Regions from separate parts of the Homo sapiens genome. Here region 1 is linked to region 2. A link is a loop called in an ENCODE intact Hi-C map of the cell type or tissue named here. Cell type or tissue: OCI-LY7. All regions are shown on one strand.

The links. Peaks named below come from ENCODE experiments on the same cell type or tissue, not always from the same donor. Only the 100,000 strongest peaks of a DNase experiment are listed, where the experiment ranks them.
Region 1: a loop joins it to region 2, with 2.7 times the contacts of the local background. A loop is called at or near these places in 4 of 110 quality-filtered maps.

The regions. Positions count from the first base shown.
Region 1 is chr17:68,084,453-68,086,952 of GRCh38, reverse strand. No RefSeq gene overlaps it. Among named protein-coding and RNA genes, the nearest start is that of LINC00674, 16 kb to the left of the region's middle. In OCI-LY7, CTCF peaks have their summits at 902 and 1,105; DNase peaks (open chromatin) are centred at 622 and 1,072; H3K4me3 peaks cover 1,332 bases; H3K27ac peaks cover 1,852 bases.
Region 2 is chr17:68,018,587-68,021,086 of GRCh38, reverse strand. TRR-CCG2-1 (tRNA-Arg (anticodon CCG) 2-1) reads left to right here and starts at 1,118; the gene lies at 1,118-1,190. RefSeq lists an enhancer at 627-1,200 and a silencer at 1,146-1,265. In OCI-LY7, CTCF peaks have their summits at 797 and 998; a DNase peak (open chromatin) is centred at 1,036; H3K4me3 peaks cover 1,654 bases; H3K27ac peaks cover 820 bases.

The DNA.
Region 1 (2,500 bases), 66 kb before region 2:
AGTGGCCCAGGGTGCCAGCTCCCTTTCCTGGGCCTCCCGGGAAAGGAGAGGGAGAAGGTTGAGGGAGCAAGAGGGTCCCAGGGCTGCCTCCAGGGCTGGCCTGGCAAGTTGCAGCTCTGCCCCTGGGGATTTCCCTGCAGCCAATGGCTGTGGAAGAGGAAAGGAGAGGACCTTTTGATGTGGTGGAGAAGCATCATTGTAGAAGAAAGAGGAATGAGTAACAGGTTGGCCAGGGAACCATGGTGGGGCATGGTGGCTCCTGCCTGTATTCCCAGCACTTTGGGAGGCCAAGGTGGGCCGATCACTTGAGGCCAGGAGTTTGACACCAGCCTGACCAACAAGGTGAAATCCCTTCTCTACTAAAAATACAAAAATTAGCCGGGCATGGTGGTGAGCACCTGTAGTCTCAGCTACTTGGGAGGCTGAGGCAGGAGAATCACTTGAACCCAGGAAGCAGAGGTTGCAATGAGCCGAGATCGTGCCACTGCACTCCAGCCTGGGTGACAGTGAGTAAGACTCCGTCTCAAAAAAAAAAAAAAAGTAAAAGGTTGGCCAGGGAGCCTTGCTGGCCTCCTGAAGGCAGCCAAACATTAAACACACCTGCAGTCACAGAGTCCAGCTTAAGAAAGAGGCAGACCAGGAAGTGAAAGTGAAGAAAGAACGGGAGGAGAGATGGGTGGGGGCGCGGATCAAGGCAGAAAAGGGAGGCAAAAGGCAACGCTGCTAGGGACAGAGAGTGGTGACGTGCCAGCTTCTGTTCGTTAAAACCCTGCTCTGGACCATGAACACTGCTAGGCAATTTTGTTATGACAGCTCCTTGCATCCTCCCAGCATTTTACAGCTAAGGAAACTGAAGACCATGAGGTTAAATTCTTCACCCGAGGCCCACAGCTAGGGATTAGCAGAATCAGCATTTAAACCCAAGGCTGCCTGACTCCAGTGTCACACCCAAACTTCCTATCTCTCTGTTAGCAGTTCTTAGTTGCTGGGGATTCAGACTCTATTTTGTTGCTTGTATAGTTCAATACTCCCCACACTGTGGCCACATTGCAGCCTGCAGAGGCAATAAAAGGGAGGGGAAGGCATGCATTTCCTCTAAGGGCACAGCCCAGTGGCTGAATACATCATTTCTTCTCACACTTTACACACTGGAATGTAGTCATAAGAGCCACATCTGGGGGCAAATGGATTATAGGTGAGCCTAAGAGGTTGCTCCCCTCGGCCCTTCAGGCAGACCTGAGATAATGGGTGTCTCTAGCCACAGGGAGCAGGTTCATTACCCCAGCACACCATGCAAAGGAATGACTTTCTCTAGGAGTATCGTCCTGTGCAAAAATTGGGCTCCACTGACTTAGAAAACTAAAACTAGGTGGCCTAGAAGTCTGGAAAAAGAATAGGAAAACATTCCCATGGTGTTGTCGGTGGGAAAAAATGGATATCAAGGACAAGAGTGATGGTCAGGCATGGTGGCTCACATCTGTAATCCCAGCATTTTGGGAGGCTGAGGCAGGCAGATCACTTGAACCCAGGAGTTTGAGACCAGCCTGGGCAAAATGGCAAAACTCCGTCTCTACAAAAAATATTTTTAAAAATTAGCTGGGCGTGGTGGCATGCACCTGTTGTCTCAGTTACTCAGGTGGTTGCAGAGGGAGCCTGGGAGGTCAAGACTACAGGGAGCCAAGATTGCACCAGCACTACTGCACTCCAGCCTGGGTGACAGAGTGAGATTCTGTCTCAAAAAAAGAGTAAAAAAAGGACAAGAGTGTGAAGACAAACTCCATCAACTTTCACAAAAAGATAATCATCAATACAGGGACATTTCTGCCAAAATTAATTGCAACTTGGGGAAACCCTTCTTTAAATTGGTGAGAAAATAAGAAAAAGGCCTGGTGCAGTGGCTCACCCCTGTAATCCCAGCACTTTGGGAGGCCAAGGCAGGTGGATCACCTGAGGTCAGGAGTTTGAGACCAGCCTGGCCAACATGGTGAAACCCCATCTCTACCAAGAAATGCAAAAATTAACTGGATGTGGTGGCACATGCCTGTAATCACAGCTACTTGGGAGGCTAAGGCAGGAGAATTGCTTGAACCCGGGAGGGGCAGGTTGCAGTGAGCCGAGATCGCACCACTGCACTCCAGCCTGGGCGACAAGAGTGAAACTCCATCTCAAATAAATAAATAAATAAGAACAAAGATTTTAAAATCCTAAATAGTATATATATATATATATATACACACACACTATATATATATATATATACACACACATATTATATATATTTATATAAAGTGAATTCATTAGGGAATTTTTAAAAATTAAAATGATCAAGTAAGATTTATCTCAGATTAGCAGGGGTTACTACAACGAAGGACATCCCCTCAAAATAGAATCCTGGAAAATGTGTAGTGGGGATGGAATGGGTCAAGTGCAATCAATGGCATTCAGTGGCATTAAAATCACACAAATTATCAGCAGTGGCATGGGATGAAGGGTAGGTATA
Region 2 (2,500 bases):
CGCCTGGCTAATTTTTTTGTATTTTTAGTAGAGACAGGGTTTCACCACGTTGGCCAGGCTGGTCTCCAACTCCTGACCTCAAGTGATCCGCCAGCCTCAGCCTCCCAAAGTGCTGGGATTACAGGCAGGAGCCACCACGCCCGGCCGGCTTAGCCATATTTTAAACAGACTTGTGAAGAACAAGTGTTACGTGTCTAAGAAGAAAACGAAATTGTGTATTTGTAAAAATCACAAATGCAGCATCTTTACATGCAACAAACATACAGATAGTGTGCATGGCACCAGAAAGTCTCCAAGTCTTTACTCAAAACTTAACTTCAGGATGTTGGCTGAGGGAAGGGGGAAGCCAAACCCGTACTATTTTGCACTTAGGGACTTTGTTATGTTCATTTTCCCTTTACTCCAGAGGGAAAGAAGAGTCAGGGGGAGGAAAACGGCTGAAGGTGAATGGCCGTAGGGACAAAGGTCAGATTTGAAGTTCTCGTGGGGTGGAAAAGCCTGTTCACCCAGGAGCCCAACAGTTCCCAGCACATAACAGGTTATCACATTAATCTCTGCTGAATAAACGCGGGAAAGAAAGAGAAGACAGGGACAAGAAGGTTGGCGGGAGAGGGAAGCTGCGGGAGGATTTCGCGATCTGCAGTGGCTCCCAACGCCGCCTGCCCTGCAGAGGGTCCCGGGGAGCTTTGTAAAATGAAGACGCCCAGGTCCGCCCCAGTCAACTGAACTAGAATGGGATGGGGCAGGCACTGGAACCTTGTTTAAAATTCCCCAGGTGAGCCCAATGGACAACTGGAGTTAAGAACGCTTGAAGAACCCGACAGGAAGGATAGCACCCAAACCCGGCGGGGTGGATGCCATGCAGTTACCGGGCAGGAGAGCTCGGAGGGTCACGCGCAGGCCCTCCGGGGCCCTTGCGGCCGCTCCGGGCCCATGGCGCAGCGCGCGGGAAGTCCAGGCGGCCGACAGGGACGCAGAAAAGCGCAGGCGCGCGCCGCCGCCGCTGGGGGCGGCTGCCAAATCACTTGCCTCTCGGCGCGAGACCGCGATGCGCGGGGGCGGGAGCGTGATGATGGCATCGCGTAAGGAGAGGGTGTGAGAAGCCGGATCCTGTGGTGACCCAGTGGCCTAATGGATAAGGCATCAGCCTCCGGAGCTGGGGATTGTGGGTTCGAGTCCCATCTGGGTCGCGTGAGATTAGTTTTGGTGGAAGAGAGGGCGATCATTGGACAGTTGATTAAGAGATGGTTCTTGGCAGCTATCGTTATCACAAATAAAGAGGTGCTTTTGAGAGTTTTAAAAACACTGTCAGCGAATGGGTACTAAAATACGGTCAGACCTAGTGTTCGGTAGCACAGTAGGGTAATTATAGCTAACGGTAATTTACTGTATATTTCAAAGTAGCTAGAAGAAAATATTTGAAATGCTCCTAACACAAAGAAATGATCAGTGTTTGAGGTGACAGCTATCCCAGTTACCCTGATTTGATCATTACACATTATACGAATGTAACACAATATCACTTGTTATTCGGGGTGGGGTGGCTCACGCCTGTAATTCCAGCTCTTTAGGAGGCCAAGGCGAGAGAATCACTTGAGTCCGGGAGTTTGAGACCAGCCTGGGCGACATAAGGAGACGACACCACCCCCAACCCCAACCTCCCCAGAAAAAAATTTTAAAATTAGCAGTAAGTTATAATATGATTGGGCCACTGCACTCCAGCCTGGGTAACGGAGCGAGACCCTGTCTCAAAAAACAAAAACAAAAAAATTCAAAATCAATATGAAGTATCAATCTTTAAAAAGAATTTAAAAACCAGGCCATGGCTCATTCCTGTAATCCCAGCACTTCGGGAGGCCGAGGCGTCACCTGAGGTCAGGAGTTCGAGAACAGACTGACCAACTGTTGAAATACTAAATAGAAAAAATTAGCCGGGCGTGGTGGCGCATGCCTGTAGTCCCAACTACTTGGGAGGCTGAGGCAGGAGAATCGCTTGAACCCGCGAGATGGAGGTTGCAGTGAGCCAAGATTGCGCCATTGCACTCAAGCCTGGGCAACAAGAGCGAAACTCTGTCTCAAAAAGAAAAAAAAAAAAAATTAAAAAACCAAAATGGCCGGGCACGGTGGCTCACGCCTGTAATCCCAGCACTTTCGGAGGCCGAGGCAAAAAACACTGTCATTGAGAGCTTGCAAGTGAACACGAAATCTGACCCCTAAAAAGAAATATTTACTTAAAAAAAAAAAATTCTTGGCTGGGCACGGTGGCTCACACCTGTAATCCTAGCACTCTGGAAGGCCGAGGCAGGCGGATCACCCGAGGTCAGAAGTTCAAGACCAGCCTGGCCATGGTGAAACCCCGTCTTTACTAAAAACACAAAAAATTAGCCAGGCGTGGTGGTGCGCGCCTGTAATTCCAGCTACTCGGGAGGCTGAGGCAAGAGAATCGCTTGAACCGGGGAGGCGGAGGTTGCAGTGAGCCGAGATCACGCCATTGCGCTCC